2 separate regions of the Mus musculus genome follow, and region 2 is linked to region 1. The links are chromatin loops, found by intact Hi-C in ENCODE. Cell type or tissue: left cerebral cortex. All regions are shown on one strand. Links, peaks and the distances in the headings refer to the core of each region. The heading gives the core; the rest is flanking DNA. Region 1 holds the start of Rgcc (regulator of cell cycle). Region 2 overlaps Zfp957 (zinc finger protein 957).

Region 1 (16,767 bases), core at 5,732-9,731:
CTGTCAGTGTCATAAAAGTTGGGGGTAGGGAGGGATGGCAAATTGTGCTGTTACTGGAAGACAATACTGTGATCCTCCAACATGACGTGAGTGTAAAACTACTACTGTTTCCTGTCAAAGTGGAACATGGACCAGGCAGCCTTACTTGACACATCCAGAGTAGCGCAGACATTGCTACATTGTATCTAGACACTGCTGCCTCTGCAGCCAGAGGCAGACGCTTTCTGCACGTATTTTACTTTCTTCTGTATAATTCGTCATTCATGACTTCCTTGAAATGCATTGCTAAATATTGTTCTTAGTCACCCTAGCTTCCTACAACAGATGATCGTTCTTGGCTTTCCAGTCCCCTCGCCACAAGGGCCTTTTCTCCTCTGGCGGATTAGGGGGCGGATCTGAGCGGTATTTAAGCCATTCTCTAGACTGCTCTCTCCCTGGAGTGCACAGAGCCATTACAGATCGAGACTGAACCACGGCGAGTCCCCTGTGGCTGCTAACTTTTGTGATGGGAAGGGAATTTAAAACTATCTCTTTCAAGAAAGAGGGAAGTTCTATGTGGAGACACGTAGTGGGATCGTCACATTTCTTTAAGAGTTTGACTCCATTTTGATTGTCTTTTGCAACTATTTTCAGCAAGTTCAACTTTTCCTTGGAGGGGGTAGCCTTCTTTTGTTCTCAGCAGGGCGCCTGTCCAATGTAACAGAACATTCAGCTCTCTAGCTGGTGAGACTTGGCCAGTTCCAAAAACTAAGAACCTATTCATGAAACTTAAACCCCTCTTTAGTCTGTTAAAACCTAAGCAGAGAGAGGGTGGAGCTGTTGCTTTGAGTCATGTCCACTTTTAAATATAGATATAGATATATATATGTATGTGTGTGTTTTAAACATATATACGTACATATGTATATATATATATATATATATATACACGTACATATGTATACATATTTGTAACATCTATATGTAGATGTTTTGATCTATATTAAAACAAATATATATTTGGTATGTGTGTATGTATGTGTGTATGTATACATGTGGGGAAAGCCTAGTTGAGGATACGGGGTGGGGATAAAGGAGCAGAAAAGCAGTCTAGTCGGCGAGGTCACCTTTCCGAGGAGTGACAGCGGAGGGCAGGAGAGCTGGAGAGGAGTTGGTTGGAGAATTCAGCTTCTCATCACTGAAGGTGAAGCTGTCCCTGTACACTGAGTCTGCACCTTTAAGGAAGGAAGCCATAGTTATCAGGAGCTGTCCTTACCAAACCACACACTTGCCAGCCTGTCTACAGAACCCAGCAGTTAATCTCCCAGGGAACCAGATGTTACAGATCTATATTTTAAAAAGCAGGACAGTTCCCAAACTAGGCACTAAATGATGTTAGGCAGAGAAGTGTGTGTGTGCCCAAGTCCACTGGCTACCTTTGTTCCTCTTAAATTAAAAAAAAAAAAAAAAAAAAAAAAAGGTGTGACCAATTAATAGGACTAGGCCTCTGCCACACAGGAGTCTGCTGGCCAGATCCTGGCTGATAGGATGAAGGATGAAATATAACATAACCTAGTTGGTAGGGTGCTTGTCCAGAAGACCTGAAACCCTGGATTCAGTCCCCAGCACCATATAAATTTGGCACAGTGGTGAAAGACTAGGAATTAGACTTCCTTGTAGGCCGGGCAGATAGGCAGAGGGGCCATGGTTAGTAATAAAGGTAGTGAGCTCCCAAGATGGCTGGCTTCTTCCTCAGCTTCCTGACTTGAAAGAAACACCTGGCAGTCTAAGCAAAAGGCCTTGCAGGCTTTCGTCTCCCACCCTCAGGCTCTCTGCTGATGGACTAGCTCAACAAGTTTGAGGCTGGATCAGGACAGATTACAAAACAGCCGTGGGCCAATCAACCATCCTGTCCTCCTTCAAACTGACCAGCTTTAAATTAGGGGAAGGAAACTCTATAGGCTTCTGCTCTAGAGAGGGTCTTTTTCTGTGTGTCTGACACAAATCGGTGTTTTCCTCACCCCCAATAACCACCATTTTTTTCAAGTGGTAATTCTGCTCCTGTTTGCAGATTTCTCTGAGGCTCCTGCTGCCTTTTAATGCTTTAACTGGTAGAGAGAACAAACCCTAGCAGAAGCCCTGGACTGGATCAGTGTGGCACACCCGTCAGTCAGCGGCACGCTGGTGATCCCAGCACTCTGGAGGAAGGAATAGGGGGATCGGAAATTCAAGGTCATCCTTAGCTACATACTGAGCGTAAGGCCAGCCTGACACTGGAAATACAGGAGGCTCTGTCCAAAAAAAAGAGGGGGGGGGAGTAGCTCTGTCAAAATAAGGGGTGGGGTGGGTGAGGGGGAGCAGGGACTAAAGAGATGACTCATCAGTTAAGACCTAGCTGCTTTTCCTGGTTTACATTCCCAATACCAACCTAGAAGCTCCCAACACTCTAACTACAGTGCTAGGGGTCTAATGCCCTTTTCTGGCCTCCTCAGGCACCACATATATATATGGGCAAAACACTCATACAAGTAAGTCAAATTTAAACACTCAAAATATAGGCTACTTTTCGTGAAAAATGTCTCTTCCTTCTAAACACTAATATAAGCACAATGTTGGGCCCCGAATCGAATTAATGCCCCTTCCTTGCTCATGAGTCTTGATCACACAGTGCCCAAGACTCTTCACTCCTGTACTGGAGTCAGAAACAAAGATTGTTTTTGTTCTTGTCTGTTCATCCATGACAGTCAAGGGACTTAGCGGCTCCTTCTATACTTATTCCCCAAATGTCAAAGCAGCAGTCGACGGAGTCCTTGCCAGGCCACGCTGCACCAGGGCCAGCTACTGCAAGCTCAAGGGTGATGAAAGAGACCATATTCTGGGCCTCAATTTACCCACCAATAAGGTAGAAAGGTGGACTGGACAATCCTTCCAGGTCCTCCCAGATCTGAGATTCTAAGTCCTGCTGAGAAGGAGGAAGCCAGCCCTGCTCTGAGGATGTAACACAGAGGCTCAAAGACAGAGGTTAACGGAAGCAGGATGTGGCCCCAGAGGTGGTGGTGAGGAAGCCAATTTTCTGGTTAAAATCGAAAGGAAAGCAAAGCCAGCCAGGGCACTGCAGGCGCTCTGGAAAGGCCCTGAGGTGAGCAGCTGAGAGAGAGCCTGGCCAGGTCCCTGCTAGCCAGCCCCCCCCCCCCGCGCCCCCGCCCCCCCCCTCCCCCGCCCGCCCGCGGCTCCTGCCCTTCAAGCCGGTTCCCTCCATTCAGGGAGAGAAATCACATCTTGCTCTAGTTCCACAAACACAGAGTGAACTTGTCTAAATTATCTCTTCATGTGCTCAGAATAAACAAAAATCAGGCTTCTGAAAGAAGTTTCTAGCCGTGTGAGAGTTGGGCTCTGTTCCCAAGTTGTCTTGTTTGGTTGGCTGTTTCCTCTGTCTTCCAACCACCTTCTTGTCATCTTTTCTGCCTATATACCCACCTACCCCACTTTTCCAAACATCTCCAGAAGATCTTCATGAGTAGCCCTCATCATCTTTCCTTCCTTTAGGAGTTCTAGCCCAGAGCACCTTAAAGGACCACAGTCATTTTTTCAGGGCTTTGATGATGACAGGAACCCATACTGAGATTTTCAACATTGAACCTTAAACCTATACGTCCCCTCTACAAATGTTATAACTCACTCTCACCTCCCACCCCTCAGAAAGCTGGTCCTTGAAGCGTGAGACCAACTGTGTTCTGGCAACACCAAGAACACCACGATCCCTCCCACTGCAACTACCCCGAGAAGTGTAATCACTTCTGGTGTACAGGTCTGGCCTCAGCCCTACTTCCCAAGTGTACTTGACAATGGGACACTTAGTGCCCTCCTATTAATATCTCTTAGGATGTTGGAACTCTCTAGAATTTGACTTGGAAGCTCTTCTGCTTGTTTTTTTTTTTTTTTTTTTTTTTTGGTTTTGGGTTTTGTTTCGTTTTGTTTTTCCAGCTGAGTCCGCCTGTACAACAGCAGCAACGACAGCAACCCCATCCCCTGCACACAGGAAAGTACACCACACATATCCGTTGCAGATCCCTGGAAAAGCATCACTGTTATCTCTGTCAATAACCAGGGGGGATCACCACAGATACAGACTGAGAAACATATGAAGAGAAGATAAAGTCATCTTTGGTGGCAAGAAAGCCACAGAGAGACCCAAGGGAAGTAGGCTATAGGCCAGGAGGGAATACCAAGTCCCTTGCCACCTTTTTTTTTTTTTTTTTTAAGATTTATTTATTTATGTCAGTACACTGTAGCTGTCTTCAGACACCCCAGAAGAGGGCATCAGATCTCATTACGGATGGTTGTGAGCCACCATGTGGTTGCTGGGATTTGAACTCAGGACCTCTGGAAGAGCAGACAGTGTGCTCTTAACCGCTGAGCCATCTCTCCAGCTCCCCCCCCCCCAACTTGCCACCTTATTATCCTTGTCTTAAAGACATCCAAGAACATCATTCCATCCTTAGACCAGAGTTCCAGCTCTGAAACTCACTAGACTTTACCCAGAGTGTAAAGGCCACCCTGCTCCCTGCTCTCTATCTCTCAGAACAGATGGCACTTAAGAGCCACCTTCAATACCACACCTCATTCCACCCCTCCCTGCAGACGCCACAGTCCTTGCCCTAGCTTTGAACTTCACTTCTGTTCAGCTCCAAATCTCCAGAAATTTCACATCCACATATAATCAGGCTGGTTTATCTTCTAAACTATGGCTGTTTAAAGAAGCACTAACCTCGACGTGGAAAAGGTCGTTACAAAAAGGAAATAACAAAAGAGTGAAGAATACCCTCAGAGGAGTAAGGGACACCTCACCCTAGACAGCATGAAGTGACTGTGGGGAAGAAGCCAGAGTCTCAGGGGACCATCCTGGCTTGCCTTCGATCCTTTAAAGTCTAGTCCATATGATAAATTCCTTAGCCCACGAATTTCCCTCAAGGTCAGGAAAATAAAGGCAGACTCTGGTTTGGACAAATCAATTCCGTTGTAAGCCAGACTGATCTATGGTCACCTCAGTGCTGAGGAACTCACACTGCTCTCATAATGAGGGAGGAAGAGGGGGTAAAATACAGCATCTATATCTGGATAACATACACATACAGAGGCAGGGCAAGCATAGCCTGTGCTCACTTCCCTTCTTCCTGACCCCGCCTCATGCACACTCGCACACACGCACGTGCACACACACACACACACACACACACACACACGCACACACTGTCCCACATCCTATCAGCTCATCACCTCACCATGGTTCTACCTGCTTTCCATGTCTTCACAGGCTCCACTTTGTTCGACCCCCTCAGGACCTGAAGCTATGCGGCTGTAGAGAGGGTGGGGGAGCAGAGCCCATGTGAAAAGCAATAACGACCTATGAATTCTGTGTAGGATGCCGTGGCTTCATAATGACTGGATTTTCGAGTTCCTAGCAAAATGGAGACCAGCAGGTCCAGGGGGGAAGCCATCAACGCTGAGGAGAAGAAGAACCAAGACTCTGAACCCTGGCTTCCCGCTATTTTCAGATTATAGCATTTAATTTTAAAAGGTTCTCTTCAGAGGTAATTCACGGAGGACATGCCCACGACACAGAGATACCCAGACTCTGAGCATCTTTGCCCAGTGTTTCTCCCAAGCAAGCTTTTACTAAGAAGCCTGCATGAACGGAATCTCGTGCTAGAGGTTATGGCAGATGGATAGGTGAGCCAGGTTCAGCCTCCGGCTGTGCTCACTCCCTTAGAACGCTAGCTCTTGCAAAAATAATATTCAGTCAGTCTGATAAAATGACAACGGTGTGCCTCTGGCTGATAGCACAGACATGTACTGCTGTCCCACCCTGCTATCTAGTGTTGTCATGATCAAGGGGCCCAGTGATGATCTGAGGAACCTTTAAATGTGGTAAGGTAGACCTTAAGGCGTCTACTTCAGACGGCCTTGAAAGCCCACCTCACCAGAATCAAATCCCCATTGCAAACATCCTTTAAATTCCTGATCCATTTAATGTATTGGAATCTCAGATTCTGGGACTGGGTCTCCTTAGAGACCATCAAAAATAAATAAACAAAGGCATATTATATATACACAACCCCTAACTTTAGGTATACCCATCAAGTATAAGAAATTCCATAGTACAAACAGAAGCTTTGTTTTTTTTTTTTGTTTTTTTTTTTGTTTTTTAAAGGCATAGTTTGTGTTTTGTTTTTTGTTTTTTGTTTTTGGTTTGGGGGTTGGGAGAAAGGTAATTTAGGGTTAGAACGGACACATGCTACCCTGAAGAAAAGTAAAACCACAGACAGCGAGCCTTGCCCAGAGTTCCTGCAAATATAGAACAGTCCACACATCTGCAGCAAGGGAACTACAGTAATTAACCAAGAAAAAGGAAGCCCTGTGTCTGTTGCGCTGGTCCCATGGGGAATGGCAGGCATGAGGGAGGGTCTTTCTTCTCCTCCAATTCTAAATTCTGACAGCTTCAGTGAAGCATGGCACAGTGCCAAAGAACCCTGGGTCTCTGTTTGATCATTGTGCCCCCCCCCCCCACACCCTCTGGAACGGCCCTGACCCTCTAAGATAGCATACCAGATATCAGAGAATACGATCTGTCACTCACTCCGTTCCTAATGTGGTACCAGGTATCTGGAGGGCTCCTCCTCCTCACACCTTGCCAGGTTTCAACTCCCGACTCCTCAGCTCCATTAGCCACTGGCTTGGTAACTGTCATTCTGGTTTCTAGGATTCCTAAGGTCTCCTCTCTCAGAGCCAGACCAGCATATTCTAAACATAAGTAGATGTTCTAAGTGTTGCTATGCTAAAGCACCCAGTCCCTATTCTCCCCAAATATCTACAATCTTATCATAGCTACGGCATGGACAGTAGACCTCAGACCTTTCCTATTAAACAGCAGCACACTTGTCCTCTCACAGGATGACTTATGTGAAACCCTAATATATAAGAATCACACCTCAGCCTCATCTTTAAAGGCATAAGTCAGTATAATAAACCATTTACGAAGTCAACCAGTAGAAGCATACAATAAATACATGGGATAAAATTTGGGATAGAATGGGTGAAAGCTTTATTAAACCCACTTAAAGATTACTTTTAAAGCTAAAAAAAAAAATACTGAACAAAAGCTAGGCACACAACTTTAATCCCATCACTTGGATCTTGGTGAGTCTGAGGGCCAGCCTGGTTTATATAGTGAGTTCCAAGATAGCCAGAGAGAGCTACATAGTAAGACCCTGGCTTGAAAGAACCTAAATAAATAAATAAGTAAATAAATAAATAAACAAACAAACCCAAAGATGTTCAACTTCTACAGCACCCCAAAGGCTCAAACCTGAAGACCACTTTTCTAGCTCCCATCTGCATTGCTCTTTTACTGAGACTCTTAAAACTGTTCCTAACAGAGTGCTATGGGAAAGACACAGCCCTTTTAAAAATCCACTTTCACTTATCCCCAGTGTGAATGTGTGTGTCTGTGCATTTGAGAATGGTGCCCTTGGAGGCCAAAGGTGTCAGATCGAGTTCCAGGCAGGGCAGTTGTGAGCTGTCAACATGGGTGTTCAGAACCGAAGTCTGGTCCTTTTGGAAAGCAATACCTGTCCTTTACCTCTGAGTCATCACTCCAGTCCTGCAACCTGCTTTTGTTTTTTGTTTTTTTTTAATGGGGGGGTAGTATTTTTCAAAAATGAGGAGGAATATTCATCACCTAGGTCCACAGACCTTTGATCCTGAAAGCCTTGAAAAGGACCTGCAATACCACGTACAAAAAGATACATGATCTGAGCTTGAGGGAACGCTGGGCTACTCAAGTTCTGGCTCACATGCTAGGCAACCAGAGCAAAACTAATGAAGATAAAAGTGCCTAACTTGTAGGACTGTGGTAAAGATTTTGTGTGATAACATTGGAAGACCAGCCAGAGATGGCTGATAACAAGAGCTATCACGTTACAATCATAGCAACCCCAGTGAGGGCTTGCTAAAAGTAAGCTAGCTGCCACCACCACCATGATAAGCCTGATTGGCCCTCTCAGGAGAGCTAAGTTTCAGTGGGCTGCACCTCTCCCAGACATCCACTTCCACCAGACAGACAAGTATTAGGAATGTCTGCACTCCATTCCTGGAGACAATTAAGACAGACATATTATGTGTCCTTAAGAAAGCATGACTTAGATGCACACAAAATCCACCAAGACGATTTCTTAACCGCTGAGCCATCTCTCCAGCCCTCCAAGACGATTTCTAAGCATGCAGGGAACAAAACCACATTGACGGCAAAGACCAAGGTCATCTGTGCTTTCTTAGATCCTCCCTGTTACTCTCCAACCACCACAGAAAGAAAGCTTAAGTTGACAACAAAAGCAGAAAGCAAAATGCACAGAGATATGCCTAAGAAAACTGCAAATTCTGTCAATCTTCTCTCCAACTGTTAAGAAACTGTGGTGAATTCTCTTTTTGAGACTCCTAAAAACATACCGTGGATCTGAAACCCCTCCTGGCAGAACTGGTGGGTGCTGTTCGACATCACTGCACAAATTCAGACTCTAATCTAGACTGAGGCTGGGGCTTAGCAAGGAGCTGAACTTGATTACAGAGCATCGGGGACAGACCTAGCCTTCTCTTCTGTGGAGAAGAGAATTTATACACAATGAAAAATTTGTTCCTTGACCCAGTGGAAAGAAATATATTCAAGTTACACCACAGCTGTGGAGAAAAATTTCCAGCGTCAGGCTTCACTTGACTGCTGAGAACAAGTGACCAGGTCATTGGCATCAAGACGCAAAAGTTCTAAATGGAAATGAACAGCTCACCAGCCCTCTTCCCTCCCCCTTCGCCCCCTAAGTCACGTGGTGATCTGTGTAGGTGGCTAAGGAAAATCAAACCAGAGCTTGGGTTTCAGATTCAAATCCTGACCTGGATGTCAAACATCATCCCTTCTCAGGAGGACAGCTCAGGCTCAGAATCTTCACCTAGTAACAAAGGAAAATGTTTCTAGATTTCAAAACAGCAATGTGACTTTTACTCCCAGAGTTGGGGACAGCACAATTGGTGATGTCTGAGCCTGTATCTAGGGACTAAGGGCACAAGAACAAACAGAATTTAAAGTTCACATTGAAAAACAGTGAATAAGCCAAGATTTGAAAACAATTATATAATAATAAATAAAAGGTCACCAAATTCACTGTTCTTGCAGGTCACTTGAGTTACTGAAAACTAACTCTCTCTCTCCCCCTCCCCCTCCCCCTCCCCCTCCCCTCCCCCTTCCCCTCTCCAGAGGCAATGTGGAAAAGGTTACTAGGATGACCTTCTGTGGGTAACCTGGAGGGTGGGCGTGCCTGAAACCCTGTACTTGAACTCAGCAGCCCAGCGGGAGACTGTTTCAAAAGTGCCTGGAGTGGCGAAAGAGCCTGGGAGCTAGGCAGAAAGTGAACGAAGTTATTTCAAGCATTCCAAAAACAGCAGCTTATGAAACCATTTTGGTTTCACAAATGTTTCATTCTTGTGCTCACTCGTGTCCTCATGTTCCCCAACACCCATTCTGGAAAAGGAAAGGGAGGGTGCTGTTGGTCTAGTGTTTGCCTAGCGTGCAAGAAGCCCTAGGTCTGACCCCCAGCATTGCCTATAAACTGATGTGCCTAAATGTGGTGGCATTGCACTGTCACCCCAGCACCCTGAAGCCCGAGGAAAGAGGATCAGAGAGGTTCGAGGTCACCCGCAGCTACATAGATCACCTTGGGAGAGTCTCAAAATAAAATAAAATAAAAAAAAAAAAATGAAGAGCGAAGAGTGGGTAGAAAGGCGGGAAAAGGTTGGAAGGCCTGGCTGGACTCCCAGGAGTTCTGGCTGACTGCACAAACCCTCAGGCCTCATGGTACACACCTGCCGTGACAGGTAGACCCACAGCTCTTTAAGAGCCACCCACCCACCCTCGTACCTCTCTCCCCAAGAACGCCTTAATGACCCCCGCACATCTGGGCTAACGACTCAGAAAGTCAACTCTTCAGGCATCTCAGAGCCGTGCAGATCCCCGGGTCTGACTTTCCCCAGATGTCGTGCCTCAGTTTAAAGATAACCCAGGTGAATCTAGAGCTTTAGGAAGCCTGAGTCTGAGGATTACTGACTTCAACAGGGCTTCACTTACTCTCCGAGTCGCTGAAGCCGCTGCTGTCGCTGACGCTGGCGCTGCTGCGCCGCTTCATGCGCTCTAGGTGCTCCTCATAGTGGAAGTGGCGCTCGTGGAAGGGCGACGCGAAGTCGGCCAGCACCGCGTCGAACTCGCACAGCACGTCGGTCAGGTCTGCAGCGGCCGCGGAGTCCATGGCCGGGGCTAGGGGAGGGAGGGCACAGAGGGCATCTGGAGGGGCGGCCAGCGTTCCCTAGAACTCCACTCTGCCTTTGCCAGTGACAGCCACGCAGTCAGTTACTCCGTAACCTCCCAACCACCCTCTAAAGCGCCTGTCACCAGACACGGAGGAGAAGAAGCCTCCGTGGGTTGAGCTGAAAGTCTGGAAGTCACCTAGCCCACCCCACGCGCTTTCCTACTGTTGCCCACGCTCGCTCCCTGGAGCGCGTGGCGGCGGGAAGTCTGAGTCAGCAGGCACCCGTTACGTGTCAGACTCCGGTTCCTTGTCCCGCGTGGAAAACCAAACTAAACCTGCATCGGACGAGCGATCCGGAGACGGGATGCCAGGGTGATGGAGGACAGAAGGGTGGGCAGTGGAAGAAGACCTTAGCGACCTCTGTTCTCTCGCCCCTACTTGCAGGCTCCAGCTCTCAGGGGCCCCGGAGCTGAGAGTGTAGCTTAGCGTGGACGCAGTCCCTGGCTTCGATCCCGGGGCGCAGAGGTGGAGAAGACACCTCCAAATAGGCACTCACCTGCGGCCGCGACCGCCGCGGGACTGCTCTGCGCTGAGGGCGGCTTCATGGAGAAGTTGCTCAGTGACACGCGTAGCAGAGATGCTGCGAGGTGTTGGCCCTGGTGGCTGCCGCCTGCACTGCAGTCTGCTCCGGTGCCTCTGCCTTGCTCCTTGCCGAGCCTGAGCGCTAGCTACTCGCCTGAGCCGCGCCACCCGCCGGCTACTCCGTCTTATAGCCACCGGCAGGGGCGGGGCGGGGCGGGGCTGCTGAGTAAGTCCCAGACGACCTAGGGGACGCCCCTGTCCCTCCACCCCCTACTCCCGGCACCGCCCTAGCCACGCGCTGGCCTCTGAAGAACCGCAGTGACGGGTGTCGCCGGAGTCCAGGATACCGCCCCAAATATTTACCCGCCGCTTTCTCTACCACCCTGACAACCCGACCCAAGGAAGTGTCTTTGCGGGCATCAGAGTTCTCCAAGAGTTTACCCTGTTTCCCGCCTTCTGGCTGAGCCTCCTTGAGCCTCATCTATGAAATGGAACTGCACATGCAGAAAGCCTCCTTGTTTGCTGCAAAAATAAAGGAGCCAAGGGCCTCAGTAGCCTCTGCAAAGAACCAGTCCTCCATCTGACTTTTCTCAAGGAATTTATAAGGTTGTGCGTGGACAGAGTGGACAGCTGAGGGCAGTGGGTTGAGGTGAATGCAGTCTTCAATTGAGATGATCTTTGAGCGCAGAGTACCACATGGACAGATGCATTCTGGTATAGGGTCCGTATGATTGAGCGTCCATCCTTAGCACAGCCCAGTAGAATTCCTGCCTCAGGTGACCAACAGCCCTTTGCCCCAGGTAGTTATTAAACGTAAAATAAGAGGCCTGCTGGTGGCCTGCGCCTATAGTCCCAGCCCTAAGGAGGATGGTAGAAGGGGGTCTAGGCAAGAGAGTGGAGATTTGAGGACTACTGCATGAAAAGAAAAGAAAAAAAACCCTACATAGTACAATCCTGTCTGTAAAGAGTTTACTGTGCACGCATGAAGATCCAAGTTCAAGCCCCAAAATCCACATTAAAAAATCCAAACTAGATGGACACCACTTATAATCCCAGCCCTGAGAGGCAAAGGCTGGCAAATCCCTGGGACTCCCCAGCCAATCCCAAAGTGAGAACTCCAAGTCAATGAAAAGCTGTATCTTAAAAATGGAGGTGGGCAGTGCCCAGGGAATCGATCACATTTGCGGTTGACCTCTGATCTTGTCCGGCACAACATACGCCTTGTGTGCATATATGCACATGCTACACACACACATACCACACACACACCACACACACACATACACACACACACACACACACACACACACACACACACACACACCACTAAATTAATGTAAAGTAAGGGGCTAGCTGGGGCCTGGGAATATGATTTAGCAATAAAGTGCTTGCCTAGCATGGGTGAGCCCTGAGTCTGAAGGCTCATCCTCAGACCTGCAAAAGAAAATAAATAAATAAATGTAAAACAATCAAAATTGAATAAAGTGAAAGTTTTCAGTCCAGACACCAGACACTTTCTTAACTACACCAGACACTTCCTTAGCTATACTAGACACTTTCAAGTGATCAACGGCCATCATCACAGAATCTTTGGATGGTGTTATGTGAGGACATCTTTCCCCAGTGACTCCAGCCTTCCTAGGTGTCAGAATGTGGCATGCACCAGGTCACTCCTGACAGCCACCCCTGAATAATATAATCATTGCCAGTGGTCGGCAGGTGTGAAAACTGGAATAGAGCAGCTAAGGGGCTTGCCTACCCCTTAGTGGTTTAATAGAAGGCAGGCCTGTCTCTTTTCAGCACCACTTTGAAGTTAGCCACACCCTGCCTCCCTAGGGTGAAGAAGAACTAAGCAGTCAAGGGTGGCACTGAGCCCCAGAGCAGATAAGCCAACAGCAGCAACCAATCTGGGAGGAGCAGCCAAAAAAAAAAAAAAAAAAAAAAAAGATGCCAATTACCTGTTCAGTTAGTGCGTGGAACACAATTCATTTGTCCACAGTTCACCTGGTGTGAAATTGGGTTGCCCCCAGCCCATCCTTACACACATCTCAGTGCAAAGGCCTCACTCAGTGCTGCACATGTGTTGATTTCTTCCCTAGAACCAGGTAAAGGTTTAAACCCTTGTTCTCCAGAGCCTTCTGGCTGGGCTCCATATCCTAGGGCCTTTTATGCCCCCCCCCCCCACCTGACAGTGGTGACAGAGATAGTCAATGACCTCAGTGTTCAGGTGCAACCCGTCCCTCAGGAGGCACGGGGAGCTGTATCCTTCATCTCCTCACTGAGACTTACCTAACTTCCAGGTTTCAAAAGCTCATTCAGTCATTCAGTCTCTGGCTGCAATGGCCTCAAGAAAAAGACTTGATGTCTCCTTTAATTTCCAACAGGAAAGTCAGGACTTCTAGTGCTGTAAAGACCCGATCTTTATTTTAACCGGTCTCTCCCGTAGATATGCTTTGCTATCATATAATAAAATATCACAGGCTAGGTAATTTGTGAATCACGGAGATTTCTTCCCCACTGTTCCGAAGGCCAGGCGGCCCAAGATCAAGACTCCCACCCAGTGCTGTCTGGTGAGGGCTTGCTGATTGCTCACAGGGCGAAAGGAAGGAAAGAGCAAACGGCGCCCCCTTCAAGCCCTTTGGTAACCCTTACTTCCATCTGGGAGAGCTCTATTCTGGTGACAGCCAGTTCACAAAGGCCCCGCTGTTTGACAGGATCAAACTTGCAATGAGATTGTAATGTTCAGGCCACCCCAAGGTCTGACATAGTCAGACCATAGCCACCTCTTCTCTGCACACTGCTGGCCACTCTTTTCATGAAACTTGTCCAGAGCATCACCTAAGGGTCTCATCTTTCTGAATCCTCCAGGTTATCATGGCTAACCTCCTGCCTCTCCTGGACCCTTTCTTTTTTCTTTTCTTTTCTTTTTTTCTTTTTTTTTTAAAGATTTATTTATTTATTTATTTATTTATTTATTTATTATATGTAAGTACACTGTCGCTGTCTTCAGACACCCCAAAAGAGGGTATCAGGTCTCATTACAGGTGGTTGTAAGCCACCATATGGTTACTGGGGATTTGAACTCAGGACAGGATAAGGGCAGTCGATGCTCTTATCCACTGAGCCATCTCACCAGCACCCTCCTGGATCCTTTCTTCCAGGACTTTACTTTCTCTCAGCCATCTCACCTTCCTCCTGGAAATGTATAACTGAAATTCATTCACTTTAATTTTTTTTTTTTTTTTTTTACTTTCAGAACAAATATTCCTCCCCTTAAATGTCTTACCTGCAATTACCCATAGGACTTCTGCGCTTGATATTTCTCCACAAACACTCTATGGAAGATGCTTCTAGTTGAATCTGTAAACAAACAAGTAGACTCATGCATTCCCGAAACAGTATATTTCCAGTCTATCTTGAGTTAAAATTGGTGATATGACTAAATTTTGGGCAGCAGACAGAGCTCTCCTATGTGGCTTCCTGAGTAAGTCTCCCTCACTTGGCTTTCTCCTACAGGATGACAGGCAGCCTTGAAGCTGGATTTTAGCCATGAGGTAGAGATCACTTTCCTAGAATGGCAGCAGAAACATAGAAGTGTCTTGGGTCTCTGATGTCATGAAGCAGCTATGTTAACCAACCCTATCGGTAACTGACATCTACAGGGGAAAAATAAAATAAGCCGTCAGGGCCTGAAGATGTAGCTCAGTGGACAAGCATCTGCTAAGCATGTGCTAAACATGTGCCAAGCATGTGCCGAGCATGTGCCAAGCATGTGCCGAGCATGTGCCAAGCATGTGCTGAGCATGTGCCAAGCATGTGCCGAGCATGTGCTGAGCATGTGGGATTCTGGATTCGAGCCTCAAAACTACCAAAAATAAATAAGTAGAGTGAGATCACCATCTTGTGTACACTCCTATAGGGGAAGGGTATGTTCTGATCTTTACAATTCAGCTTTAGCCTGAATGCCTCCTGTAACAAATAAATAACAGGCTTGGCAGTTCTGGTCCTGTAACTCTAAGAGACAGACTCTTCTTCTTCTTCCCTAGCCTAGCTTGAGTCATGTTTCAGCATCTGTCCATAGCTGAGCTGCTAGGGAAGTTAGAACAACAGATGTGCATTCTCTCCTGGAGCTCTGGAGACTGGAAACCTGGGATCGCATGCTGCCTGGACCAGCTTCCTCGGAAGGTATGCAGGGAGGATCTGCCCCAGGCCTCTGCTTGGTTCCTGGGGGTGTGCAGGTCATCCTCAGTGCCTCAAGCTGGTCAGTGTGTCACCCTGATCTTCTGGTTGCCATGTGATATCCCCTGTATGTCTGCTTGGATCTCTTCTCTTTTAAGGGTAGCAACTATTACCTGACACGGATTAAGCTAGCTGTAACTTTGGATGGCCTTACCCTATCTCCATCTCGTCTCCAAAGATGCTATCTCGAAGTAGGTCACATCCAGAGGTACTTGAGCAAATCTGAGAGTGTGACACAACTTAACCCAACCCAGTGGTATAAACCCCAAATGGACCTCCATTAATGAGAGTCATATTAGAGATGATACAGAGTCAAGACTTGGTATAAAGCTGTGATGAAGAAAGCTGGTTTAAGATGCAGCTTAACAACAGACTGCTTGCACACTTCCCACCACAAAGCAAAAGAAAGATTAATTTGGCAAAGGATTGTGGTGCAGGATGCTGAGGCAGGAAGATTACCAATTCAAGGCCAGCTTGGGTATTGGCTTTGAAACTAGTGATACTCTGTTTCAAAATAAAAGACTAAGCAAATGACCCACTAGAACAGGATAGACTCCCCAAATGGATACAAACATGTTTGATAAAGTGACTTCTAAGAAGTAACAATACCGTGAGAAAAGTCCTTTTGACAAAGAAATCTGGCATAGCTGTCTACCACAAACCAGATCCAAAAAAACTGATTGGAAATAGAATACAGACCGATAGCGGATGAGCTAAAGCTAAGCTGCTTTCGGTCAGAAACGGGAGAATATCCTTATGACTCAGTGATTTCAGACATGGTGCAAAAGCAACTTTTCCTCTTCATTTATTCGGTACCGAGGATCAAACCTAGGCTCTCATGAATGCTAGGCAAGTACTCTACCACTGAGCTGTTTCTCCAGCTGTCTCGACCTAAACGGGCTCTCCCTTTGCAGTCCAAGATGGCTGGGAATCCTCCAGCCTCTTCTTCCACTCTCGAAGTGCTGGGGTTGCACTCTGTGCTACTGTAACTGGAAGGCACTTTGTTTTTTTAAAATTAAGAGATCAGACCTCATAAAATTAAAAATGGTTGCTGACCAAAGACATATCGCAAAAAAGAAAAAAAAAATGTAAGCAGGAAGAACCCTACCCATATCCACATACATGTGCAATGCATGTGTATGACAAATAGTTTGTTTTTAAAGCATAGAATGACCTTCTACAAATTCATAAGGCAATGACAACCCGACAAAAATGTAACAGACGGGACACTTGAAGATATGCCTCACAAAGAAAGAGATGTTAATGACCCCCCATGAGCACATAAAGTCTAGCCTGCCATCTTCTCATGGGTTAGCAATTCCCCTACAAATGCAATGAAATACAAGGTAAGAGTAAGTTCTTATGTGTAATGGCCCCAGTTGCTAACAGCCTGAACATCCTCAAAGGCATGAATGTAAAAACGTGCAATACAACTCGTGGGACATCACAACAAGGTGGACGAGGCTGAGGATCATCACTCGTGCCCCTCAAAGGTCTGTACCCCATCATCCTGAGTGGGCGTACAAGCTAGCAAGCATGGCAAAGGGGCACCTACGACAGGGGCTGAAGCTCTGGCCATGGTAGATAACTGTGGATTATCTGAGCGAGCCTGTGTGCT
Region 2 (13,176 bases), core at 7,828-11,827, 59 kb before region 1:
TCTCAGGTCACCCGTGCTCTCTAAGTGAGCCTCACAAATTCACTGGTCCCCCAGTGAGCTTTGCTGAAACTGAACTTTGGTTTGTCATTGGGACCTTATGGAGAGGGGATAGATGTGGCTTAATCCCCCTGGGAGAAAACTCTCACAACAGGCAGTCAATGTATTTGCAGGTGTTATTAGGTTGCCATGGTATTAAGAAACTAGTAAGATGTTGGGGTGTAAACCTGAAAATATTTTTAGTAAATAAAGATTTGTATATGAAAATTAAGATGGCTGGATTTTTATTTTCTCAGAATGGGAAAGAAAATTGAACAGCTTATACAAGTTACAAGGGTCTAAGTAAATTATTTAAAAGTTATGCAAAAGGGGAAACAAAGAATATATATGTGTGTGTATATTTATTTTATATATGCATTTATTTATATATGTATATTTTATATATATGTGTAAATATATGTGTGTGTGTGTGTGTGTGTGTGTGTGTGTGTGTGTATGTGTGTGTGTATACAATTTCTAAGGACAAACTTTAGAACACTAATACCAAGCCTCTGCTTAAGTGGAGTTGTCACAAGTTATTAATCTACTCTATCTAACAGGTTTGGGTACTGGCTTAGAAAATGTATGTCTAATCAAGATTTACTTTAAAATGTTACACTTCTACTGAAGCTTTATCTAAATATTACACAGAAGTTAAAAGCGCCAGACTGTGATGTCACAACATGCCTTTAATCTCAGCATTCGGGAGGCAGAGGTTGGCAGATTTCTGAGTTCAAGGCCAGCAAGGTCTGCAGAGTGAGTTCCAGGACAGCCAGGATTACAAAGAAAAACCCTGTCTTGGAAAAAAAAAAAAAAAGTACAATACTACTGAAACTGATCTTTTGTGCACCCAATAACCATACTCAGAGGTCTATCACCGACGTGTTCAGGGAGATGAAAAGGGAGAAAATTTTTACCCACTTAACTTCCCAGCTCAAGTAAATCGCAGGAGGCTATGGTGTCCTTCTATACTCGCCGTGGGAAGTCACCTGTTCTCTCCCTCAGGAGGCTGTGGCGTCTCCACTAGAAGGACTCTCGCTAGTTGTCAACACACGAACACCCTTTTCCCAACACTTCAAAGCATTGGTCAGCCAAGTGCTTTGGTTTCCCCTCACATGGAGGTAAAAGGCAGACTAGAGAAGCCAGAAGTTCTCTCCTGCTCAAGGGAGACTTCCTGAGGAGGACCAGACCCTCACCTGGCCTTGAAAGTGATTAATTTTGGCCACCTACAACCAGCAGAAAAATCTAGCCAAGGTTAAGGAGATCAGTGTCCAGGCTAGGTACCTGGGTACAGTTGCCATACCTGTGAGACATGACAGCTTATAACTGCTCCAGACCCAAGGGATCCAACTCCCTCTTCTGCCCTCCATGAGCACTGGGTGTACACGTGGTGCACATACATGCAGGCAAGACACAGACATCTTTTTAAAACAATCAATATGTTAATATGTTCAAATGTCAAAGGCCTGCAGTCCTCACACATAGGCTTAACCATGTCAAGTGTTATCTGGACGACTAGTTCTTAATAAGGATAACGCTGCCCAGACATAATCTAGGCTCAGTTCAACATTACAGTGTTATACCTGCAGCTGATGGAAAAGGCATTATTATTATTATTATTAATTTGCTTTTTTTGTTGTTGTTTTTGTTTTTTAGATAGTTGCTCTGTATAGCCTTGGCTGTTCTAGAACTTGCTTTGTAGTGAAGGCTAGCCTCAAACTCTCTTCCACTGAGTGCTGGGATTAAAGGTGTCACCACACCACCACCACCACGACTACCACCCTGCCTTTAAGTCCCAAACCTCCTTAAATGCCCAGGCTAAAAACCTAAAATATTTTTCACCAACTATAGAACACTGTCTCCCTGGAAGAGTACTTTTCACAGTTGAAATGCATGTAGCAGCCTCTCTTCTCATCCTCACTGATTCAAGAGGCTACCAAATACCCTGTTGTCAAACTTACAGATAAGGGGAAAATATCAGGAGACCCGAGGTAGTGTCCGTGAGGCATTTCTGGGCAATATTCTAAGACCCAAAGGAATTATATCTGCCTCTTAGATTGTCAATCAGATGTTGACACCTGATGTTCCCTCAACAAAAGTGGAACCCAGATTTCATCCTGGTTTGGCCCATTGTGTCAACCCCCACTGGGCATTGTGCCTGGCACAGGCAGGAACACCTGTCGCTGAGAGGGCACTGCCAATGAGACATTTGCCCTGATTCCTCCTGTAAAGTTCCCAGGTACTGTCTCCCCTGTGTAGGAGTCTGATGTAACATCGCTCAGTCACACTTTAGCTGTGACTCAGAAGCCGTAGCAGCTGAGCCATCTCTCCTACCCAGCACGGTCACTCTTGAATCTGTTAAGTAAATTTATGTCAATATAGATGTTTAAAAAAAAAAAGACCTCTTCTCAGACCTTATCCTTCTCAGGGCCCCGCTGCAGCCTTCAGCTAGCTGCATGGCTGCATTTCACCTTACTGCACAAGATATATGCTAATCATGATGCTGTTAAGGGTGTTTCTTAGTGTTCCCCTGAGGTTGTGACAGAAGGAACCCGCAGACCTGCTCTGAACTTAAGCTAGCTGATGAAAGTCTCTCTAACTTGGGTCAGGTTAATGGTGTGTACCCACAGTGGACAATAGTGGCAAAGAAACCATCCATCTGACACCCGTGGTGAAACCTTCCAGGGGTTACCTGGGTGGCTCTCTAGCCTGTCCTCTTCCCCCTCCTAAGGCAAATCTGCCCTATTTCCTTATCTACACTCTAAGCAGGAATTACAGTAATACTAACGGTCTTGATCCATATGCTGCAATGCTACTGCAATTATGTTCCATGTGGCCACCAAATGCTATCGTATGTTCCGTATCTTCAGCATAGATTTATTGTGGCGCCTTAAACTGACCTTCACAGAGGCACTCCCACTGCTGCCCTCCCTACACTGTCCTCTCATCAGCTTGAAGTATTTACAGTAGTGTGTACCCCTGAGTCCCTAACAGAAGTTAGGGTGACCCCTGAGATGGGGAAATGAGAGACTAGGAGTTAGGCCAGTGGTTCTCAACCTGTGAGTCCAGGACCCCTTAGTGGGGGGGTCACATATCAGATATTTACATTACAATTCATAACAATAGAAAAATTGCAGTTATGGAGTAGCAACAAAGGTTGTACGGTTGGGGGTCCCCACAACATGAGGAGCTGTATTAAAGGGTAGTAGCATTGGGAAGGCTGAGAACCCTGTGCTAGACAGATCCCTGATAGTCAGATGGGAAAGGAGCCACAGACAGACAGACAGACAGTAAAGCTAGCTTTCTTCCTCACCCTTCCAGCCTAATAGGCTTTGTCTCCTGACCAGTCAGGCCCCTTGACAGTGGACAGCTCCCACAAGTCCAAGGCTAGACTAGGACATAGCACACCTTTAGCTAAAGTTGTGAGCTCATTGGCTTCCCTTTCTTTCTTTAAACTGAGATGCCCTAAACTAAGGGAGGAAGAACGCCGTTTTCACCTACAGAGGCCCCTTAAAACACCCAGGTCTTCAAAAGAAGCCAGGTTTTAGCTTCCCAAATTCCCCTTCTGCTGTGCAGGGGAGCTTTCTTTCAGTGTCCTTTCCTGTATGTCTGCACACATGCACGTGTGTACTGTGTGTGTGCATATGTGTGTACAAATGTGCACATGTGTGTATGAATGTGCATGCACTAAATTTGCATGCATGTGTACAAATGTGCATGTGTGTATGAATGTGCATGAGTGTGTATGAATGTGCACATGTGTGTGTATGAATGTGCATACATGAGTATGAATGTGCATGTGTGTGCATGAGTGTGCATGCATGTGTATGAATGCGCACATGTGCATCTTCACCTTCAATAAAACTATTTTTTTCATCAGTTGATTCTGGTGCTGCATCTAAAATTTCCCCTGTGCTACCTTTTGTGCTTGAAATTTTGTTCCTGCCTTTTAATTCTTCAACTGGCAGAGAAAACGAACTCACTGGGAAGGCTCCTGGCCAGAGTAATTAATGATTGTCAGAAGGATAACAGACTGGCCCAAGTGTCTACAGAGATGGGCACTGTCACCCTAGATTCCTGGGGGGTGAAGGTAGTACAGTGGAGGCCACAGGGCCAGCTGGGGAGTCACTCATGGCTATCTCTAGCGATAACACGAGGGAACCATACAAATAAATGGTCACTCTAGAAGACAAAGTGCAGGACCATTGGGTACTCAGCTGAGAACCAGGCAAATGAGGAAGTAGGGCAGGGTGAGGAGGGCTGTCTGCAGCCTTCAATGCCTCTCAGAAGGATGCAGGCAAAAGATTCATTTTTTCATTTACACAATGTAAACAAGTCTTCATAGTTTGTTTTGCGCATCCCTAACCATTAGAAAATGCAAATTGAGACTATTTTGAGATATCACCTCACTTCAAAGAGAACGGCTATTCGCAAGAAATCTGACTACAAATGTTGAAGAGGATATGGAGAAACAAGAACATTTTACTGCTGGTGAGGTGGAAACTAATACAATCCTGGTGGGAATTAGCTTGGAGCTTCTTCGAAGAATTTAAAATAGAACTACCATACAACCCAACTGTTTCCCACATGCGCACATGCCAGGGAACGCCACGCCCTACCACGAAGGTATTTGTACTCCTGTGTTTCTTAGTCTGTTGTCTACACTATAACAAGAAAATGAAACTGACTAAGCTGTCCATCCACAGATGAGTGGATAATGAAAATCCAGTACATATGTAAAGTGGAATACTGCTCAGCTGTGAAGAAAAATGATATCACAAAGTTTCCAAGAAAATGGGTGGATTTAGAATACGTAATATTAAACAAGATTACATAATCTTAAAAAGAGAAAATGCATTCCCCTCATATGTAAATCCTAGCCTACAATACATGTGTATACTGTCAATGAGTGTGCATTGCGTAGAGTGTACCATGTAGAAAGGAGGAGAAGGGTAACTCTTAGGTGCCCAGGAGGGTCAGGATGCAAATGATGGACAGGTGAGACATGAAAGAGGATATGAACCCAATTGTTCTGGTTTTAACTCCATTGTTGATGGTTTGTGGTTTTGTGGTGGGAAAGTGTGTAAAAAATGCATTTGACAGTGAAAGTGTGAACCCAGGGCGAAGCTCTGGGGCTTCAGAATGACTTTGATAAGCCTGTAGAGATTCTCTGGCTCACACCACTGTGTGGGTTTTATAAGCCAAGTTCTCTACAGTAGGCTTAAGAGAGGGAGAAAGGAGGGATGGAAGGAAAAAAAGAGAAGGGAGGGATGGAGGGGAGTGGGAAGGAGGACTTGGTGAAGAGATGATGCATGGAGGGACAGAGGAACAAGAATGAAGTCAAGGGAGAGATGGCATGGCAGCTTGAATCTCCTTGAGTCAAGAGTAGAAATTTTAACCTTTGGGCTTCCTGAATGAACAGGGAGGCTGTTCTGGGAATCCGTGAGAACAGCCTGTCTTCAGAAGTGCCCTTGACCAGGGTGCCAGGGACAAGGGTCAGACGTGCTGGCCCTCAGGCACAGGGAAAATATCTAGGGCCCTGGGTTCCCACATGGAAGCCACCCCAACTCCCACAACCAGGTCTCAGCAGGGCCAGGTGCTGCCCTCTCCCACCCTCTCCCAGGGTGTAAGCATGGATGGGGAGGGGCCACCCAGAGGGGCTGGTTCAGGCCCCCTACTGAGCTGGTCATTCCTGGTACTCCCAAGACTCAGAAAGCGACATCTCCTAACAGAGGGGCTTTGTTCCAGCTGGCCTGGGGGTGTTTGCCCTCTTCACACAGGGGTACAACTACTGAGGCGGGTTTTTGTTATTATTATTTTCAGCTTTGCAAAAATGTAAATGTGAACGTTCACACAGGCTGGAAATAAACGGCACTCTGTGCTACAGCTGTGGCAGTCAGGGGGTGGCCCAGTCCGCAGCTCCCCTCAGTGGATGGAGAGGCTTGACCTGGGATACTCCATACTCCACCCTATGAGGCTCTGAGCCACACAGGTCTGGAGAGAAGCCTTTCCTGCACAAGAAGGGGACGGTGAAACACTCTTGCAATCCCGGGCCTGGGGAGGCGGAGGCAAGGTTAGCAAGGTGGAAGCCGACACTGTGAGAGTGTCTCAAAAGAGAACAGTCTGCAGGTGAAGGTTCCTCCTGCTCCCAGAATGTTGCTGCAGAAGCAGCTATTTGGGCTTGCTCCCCACATCCAAACCAGGGCGTTTTTTTTCTTTAAAAACAAACAAACAAACAAACAAAACGTACATCATGAAAGTTGCAGGCAAATGGATAAAACTGGTGGGAAAAAAAAAATCCTGAGTGAGGTAAACCAGACCCAGAAAGATAAATATGGTATATATTCATTTATATCTAGATGTTAACCATTAAATAAATAAACAAGCTACAATCTATAGACCTAGAGAGGCAGAGAGAAAAAAAGTAGGAGGGGGACACGTGGATCTCCTGGGAAGGGGGAAATGGGTCTTATGGGTGGGCTGGAGAGGGCATACAAGGGCTAAGAATGGGAGAAATGGGCGGAGTGGGGGTGAGGGAAGGAATGAGGGGAGAGAGCACAAGAACTGAAGAGCATTAGGCGACAGTGTGCAGACTGGTGTAGTGGAAACTTCAAGTATACGAGAGGATCCTAATGAGGTCTGCAAAGAATGAGGGAGCTGGAACCCCTCCTGTTCATCATGTTTACCAAACTAACTGTCCAGTGCCAGGACTGGGCTTCATCCTGTTGTGCAGTTGGCTGAAAGGGTCCCATGGAAACCCCCCAAACAGCCCAGGCTGTTGCCGAGACCACAGGTTGCTCTCCACAAACTGAATGCAACACCCACACAACTCTCTGAACATGGAGAGGATACACTGATACCTACAAAGAACCTCGCCCCCACGTTCTAGTGTCTAGGACACGGAACGGCACTCTGCAGACTACAGAAAGAAAAAAAGCAAACACCAACACAACCACAGAACCTTTGATCTATAATCTGTCCTGACTGCAAAAATATGCCAGAGCAGTGTTGGCACAAGCTTGTGGTAGGAGCCAGCTGATGTCTGATTTCTCATGAGGCACACTCTAAGAGATGGAACCCATGCCTAACACTGCTTGAGTGACCAGGGACCAGAGTGTAGACAGCCCAGAGAGCTAGGGTAAAACCAAATACTAGTGGGGAAAAAAACAAACAGCAAAAAGCCTCCTAATGATATCCTGCTGTACTCAGAGATCAGTGCCTTATTCCGGCATCATCTGAGAGGCTTCCTCCTGCAGCAGATGGGAGCAAATACAGAGACCCATAGCCAGACACCTTGTAGAGAGGGATGCCTTGGAACACACAGATCTAAACAAGATGTCTCCATCAAACCCTTCCCCTCAGAGCTCAGGGAGCCCGTGGCAGGGGAGGCAGGAGGAGGGAGGGAAACAGAAGAAACAGAGGACACAGTCGGCGTGGCTTGTCCAACAGGAGAGTTTTCATTTTATTTGCCTCTATTTTGTCATGCTTGGTTGTTATCTCCTAAAAGGCTGTCTATCCTAGTGAAAGGGGGTAGATCCAGATGGGAAGGGAGGTGGGGAGGAACTAGGAGGAGCAGAGGGAGGGGAAACTGTATTCAGATTATGTTGTATGAGAAAAGCATTTATGTTTTAGAACGGGAGAGAAATCAGCTCCATACATGTAGTACAGTGAATTGTGGCCATTGTCACTCCTGTTCTGCTCTCACCCTGTCCCCTGCCCCAGCCCCGCCCCAAGTCTTTTCCCAGCAAGCTCCCCTACCCATTTTCACTCTTGTCTTTAATTCATTTATGTTATGTATAGGAGTGTTTTTTGCCTGCCTGCCTGCCGTTGCCCATGGAAGTCAAAAAAGGGCACTGGATCCCCTGGAACTTACAGGATCATCAGGAGGTACAGGAGATTGTGAGTCTCCGTGTGGGTCCGAGAAATCAAGCCCAGGGCCTCTGAAAGAGAAACAAGTGCTCTAAACTACTGAGCCAGCTCTCCAGCCCTGTGTGTGTGTGTGTGTGTGTGTGTGTGTGATAGAGAGACCCACTGAGTTTATGTAAATTGCTTGCACGAGTTTGGTTATTGACTAGATTATGATCAAATATCAGTGGCTATACCACTGAAGGAAATGGTTGCCTCTCTCCTAGCAACCATTAGCTGCTAGCATTACCTTCCACCAGTGGTGGTTACCAGCCCAATCTTGTGCCAGTAACCACAGCTTCTGTGAGTCCATGGGTCTGAAGACTACCTCATGTGCAGAAAACATCTTTTTGAGGTATCCCTGCCTATTTTCTGGCTCTTAAATTATTTTTGTCCCCTCTATCACAATACTCCCTGCATCTTGGGAGGGGTTAACCGCCTAGATGTCTGTCTAGGGCCAAGTGCTCATCTGTCACTCCTTTTCAATACTGCGACAAGTTAAAAGAGGCTTCTCTGAACAAGGCTGAATGCAGAATCATATGCGCATAAGAATGGGCATTTAGAAGGCGTGTTTTGTTTTGTTTTGTTGATTTTTTGAGACAGGGTTTCTCTGTGTAGTCCTGGCTGTCCTGGAACTCACTTTGTAGACCAGGCTGGCCTCGAACTCAGAAATCTGCCTGCCCCTGCCTCCCAAGTGCTGGGATTAAATTAGAAGGCATTTTGACATTATTTCCATTGAGCAGACAACAGTAGTGGGTTCTTCCCTAAGGCTTATGTTTTCCCAGTTGTTACCCATAACCATGTTTATAGTATGCAGTGTGAGTTCTTCCTATGGAATGGGCCTCCATTCCAATCAGAAAGCCATTGATTATTCCCCAATAGGCTTACACTATTTCACAAGCGGGCACATCCTTCCTTGAAGGTTATTACTGTAGCCTCAGAAACCCGAGACGTTTGACCATGGACAGCTGCAACCCAAGCTGCCAAGAGCCATCCATATCCTTCTGGCTCCTGGAGCTTGCGCTGTTTCAAGTTTACTCTCACACCAAATCTGTTCATTCTTCCAACCAGTCTGTGACATCAGAGACGGACAGCACCGAGATGGGACGAGGGTGATAAAGAAGGTAAACACGCAACTGCAATACTGGGTGGATGAGGGTGGCCACAGAAATAATAGCCAGTAGTGACTTAGAATGTGTGGCATGCTGGGTAATATAAGCTCACGTAATTCTTCCAGCTCTGGGACAGGCCTATACAATCCTAATTTTCCAGAGAAAAATTCAGTAGACTGACCAATATCACAGAGTTGGTAAGTGGTAGAGCTGAGGTGATGTGCCCAAAAGGCCAGGCACAGAGCCTGGCTACAACCTTGTAGTTCTGGCAGTGAGGAGGCTGAGGTGGGCGTATCAAGAGTTCGAGGTCAGCTTGGGATGCATAGTAAGACTTTGCCACACACCCTTTTCCCAAGAGGGAAATGCCCCAAAGCTGTTCCCTAGAGTAAGCCCTCAATTTACAGAGCCTGTGGACATCAGCCAGCTGTAGGAGGGTGGTTGCTGCAGCAGAAAGGCACTGGATACAAATGTGTTTGACCCCTGTATCCTTATTTGTAGCCAAGATTGTCCACAAAATTCCTAGTCTGCCAGATCAAAGCTAATATGGCCACAAACTTAAGTTAGTCTTAAAGAGAGGCAACCACAGCTATTTTTACCCTCCTATTGTTCAGTCATGCTGGGAGCATTGGACGCCACACTGCTAGAGAAAGACTCAAAGACCCCAGTGAGCCAGCATCCAATTTCCAGGACAGAACTGTCTAACCTTCAAGCAATGAGTCTGGCAGAATTGTAATGTGCAGATAGCCGGAGCCTCCCAGAACACAAGAGAACTTTAACAAAAAATTAAGCAGCTTCACCCCGGGTCCTCCCACTACTCCGTAAGAAGCTATCTGTTGCCAGTGAGAACATGGTGGGGGCGGGTGAGGTGTGACAGCCTGGAGAGTGGCTCACTGTGAGCTGACAGGGTGCTCAGGAAGCAGAGGTGCGGTGAGAATTCAGTGCTGTGCGTGCGTGCGGGTGACATGTGCCAGCCTGAGACATGGGGAGTTGAATGGGTGTCAGATGGTTTCCGAAAGTGTCAGGTAGGCGTCCCATCGGAATCCAGAGGAGAGAGTCATCACTTGAACGTGTTTGTTAAACAAGTAAGAGTAGGAGAAGATGCCCCAAAAAACAAAACAGAACAGTAAAATAATAAAACAAAAATGTAAAACCCTGCAAAGTCTAGCCTATGAAACACGTGCAATACCATGAGAAGAATGAATGTTTGAAAGGATCCAAAGGGAGAGTATGCCTGCTGCTGCTACCCACCCCTCTTGCCCATCCCCTGGGAGCCACAAGGCCCAGCTGGTCCCAGTGGCCTATAGTACAACCCTTTCTCCACTCTACCATGAAGTGCAGATAAGTGCTTCAGCCAGCTGTGTTTTGAGATCTGTGCTACGAACCTTCCCCTGTGTCTCAAACTCTGCCCCTTTGCTTGCCTGCCAGCCCAATGTACAGACGGGAAGACAGGATCTCAAAAGCAGCAAAGAACCAGGATCATATGCTAGGTTCCCTGTTGTAATCCCAAAAGCAATTATGTCCCGTCCCCCTCCCCCACCCATCCTTCATGACTTTCCAGGAACCAAAAGACAAATCCTCCTTAACTAGCACATTGTTTAAGCAAAACCTACTCTTGACAAGATGGGTTTTCTGTCCTCACTCAGGCATTTCCTCTCAGCTCTGAATGTGGGACTTACCATTTTATGACATCGAGTCAGGCCAAGAGGGAGGTCTGAATTTATGACAGAATTTTACTTGCCTGTCAGATCTCCACCACAAAAACATAACCACCACCATGCAGTGGGAACAGGTTCCTAAGGGCTGGATGTGGGTCAAGAATCAGTCACCCTGCAAACTGGGGACTGGAGAGAAACAGAGGTTGCTGCAGGAGAGGAGTAGCCGTGACTAAGGCGAGCAATGAGCAGAGAGCTCAGCTGCTGTGCTCTGGGCTCCTTTAGGAGCCCCACAGTAGTCAGGTATGGCAGAGATGACTCTGGGAAAGTCTAGTTTAGTACTGTCCCAGCTTCAGTGAGCCACAGGGAGAAGAGAGAGCAGATGATTTAAAAAATAATAATAATAAGGAAAAGAAAAAGGAAATGGAAACGGAAAAGGAAAAGGAAAGGAAATGGAAACGGAAACAAAAAAGGAAAGGAAAAGCCAAAGGAGGGGTGTTGACTTGACCTGTGATTTTATTGAAATCTTCTTAGAAAAAGCAAGGTGCCCGAACATGGCTAGTTTAAATACTGTCTACACACTTTCAGCTACTCGGCTCCTGGGTTGATTGTGGCAGAAGATGTGTCTGCAAGGATGCACGGGCCAGAGACAGAAGCAAGCGCAGGGCTGGTCTGCATCTCAGAGGCATGCTTCAGTCTGGACCCTTTGTTGTCTACAAGAACCAACTGGTCCAGAGGGCAGCCAGATCAAGTTTTATACGATATCAAATATCCTGCTATACAAAAATTTAAAAAAAAATTTTAACACAAAACAATATCATGTTCTTAGCCCCAGTGTCTCCATGTTTAGCTCTGAAGGGGAGGGGTTCTCTCTGGAAGGGAGCAACCCCGGATACTCCAACTTAGGTGGCATGAGGCTATGGCAGAGCTAATGACCTTGGGCTGACCCCTCTGAAGCAAGACTCAAAGGCAATTCTGCAATACACAGAAGCATGTAACTTGATGCTGTCTGTCCAGATGTGAGATTTGATGCTGGCCATTCCACTTGTACTTTGAGCTGAGGCGTGCATGCTACAAGACACTTGCTCTCAGCAGCTCTGTGCGACAGGTTAAGCCTACAGCTCTCTCCACTCAGCCCCAGCAAGTCTTCAGATCAAACAGCCAGGACATCAGCACTGGCTCAGGGGTATTACACTGCATATCCTTCAGCAAAGCCCAGAGCAACTGGAGGGAAGAAACCTTTTCCCAGCAGAGAGACCTTGCTGGCTGGCATCTCAGACCTGTCCACCTAGAAGAAGAGCTGGTCAGACAGCACCAATAAAATAAACCAACCAAAAAAATGAGTGGCAAACAGGGACAGGTAGAGCAGTTTCTGGAACACATTCCATAAGCTGTCACTCAAATCCAGATCACCTAGTAAAGACCCGTTGGCATTACTCAGGACAATCTGGAGACGACTGACCTGCACTGGGTGGTAGGTTGAACCATGAGAGGGCAGCAGTCTTACTGGCTATCCCTGCACCTTCCCAACCATTCCCATTCCTTGAGCCCACCCCTTGCAGGCTAAGGATGGCAGAAGACTGGGGAACAGGCCTGCTGTGGAAAACCCCTGTATACCCCCATGGCTTTCTCTCATCCTGCAGACCGCAGTTCACATCTTCCCACAAGATGGAATCACTGTCAGTCGAAAGGGGATAAAATTGACAATTGTGGTAATCCTGATGTGTATGTGTATGTGTGTGTACCTTCTCTGCTACTGAATAATTATCTTCATATTACAAACTCTTACCATTTACACTGCAAGTTTTTCCAGTTTGTTCGATCACACTGAGTGTCTTTTATGGTGTCAGCTCTCTAAAGATTTAGAACATACACTCCCTACAGGAAACCCCACTCCCTCCCTCAAGCAACACTAAGGGGCCCCAAGCTACTCAGGAGCCCGGGCAGACTTGAGAGTCTGTGTGGGTTTAAGAATTAGGGCCTTTGAGAATTGGTTAGATTACTTTTTCTGTGGATTATCTGTTCCTCTTTAATTCTTTTAAAGCCTTGCTTTTATTTTACATATATGAGTGATTGCCTGCATTTACATTTTGTACTATGTGAGTGCCTGGGCTGGCAGAGACCAGACAGCTAATCCCTGGGACTAAAGTTACAGGCAGTTGTGAGCTGCCCAGGGGGTGTTGGGAACCAAATCAAGGTCCTCTGCAAAGGTAGCCAGTGCTGTTAACCACTGAGCCATCAATCCAGCCCCTTGGCCTTGCTTTGATTTGGTTTGGCTTTTTCCCTATGAGTAATCTTTTAAAAAAAAAAACTTAAAAGAATACATTTTTGTAATCAATATTTTAGTTGAATATGTTTCCTAGTTTCTCACTCTTTTCACCTTGTTTATAGTGGAGGTTGTTGGTTTTTTGTTTGTTTGTTTTTTTAATCTAGCTGCCATGCAGATTTACTTTCTTGGTATTTTGTTGAAC

What was found. Peaks named below come from ENCODE experiments on the same cell type or tissue, not always from the same donor. Only the 100,000 strongest peaks of a DNase experiment are listed, where the experiment ranks them.
Region 2: it touches region 1 in a loop (2.0-fold over the local background); 5 of 42 quality-filtered maps call a loop at or near these places.

The regions. Positions count from the first base shown.
Region 1 is chr14:79,290,565-79,307,331 of GRCm38, forward strand. It overlaps Rgcc (regulator of cell cycle), which reads right to left and starts at 11,071. Exons shown (of 5, transcript NM_025427.2): 1 at 10,885-11,071; 2 at 10,151-10,336; 3 at 1,107-1,214. The coding sequence starts at 10,933. In left cerebral cortex, for the core only: no CTCF peak of the experiment used is centred there; DNase peaks (open chromatin) are centred at 8,095, 8,435, 8,784 and 9,493; H3K4me3 peaks cover 1,673 bases; H3K27ac peaks cover 1,242 bases.
Region 2 is chr14:79,229,627-79,242,802 of GRCm38, forward strand. All of the region lies in intron 1 of Zfp957 (zinc finger protein 957), which reads right to left. Among named protein-coding and RNA genes, the nearest start is that of Zfp957, 11 kb to the right of the region's middle. In left cerebral cortex, for the core only: no CTCF peak of the experiment used is centred there; a DNase peak (open chromatin) is centred at 9,969.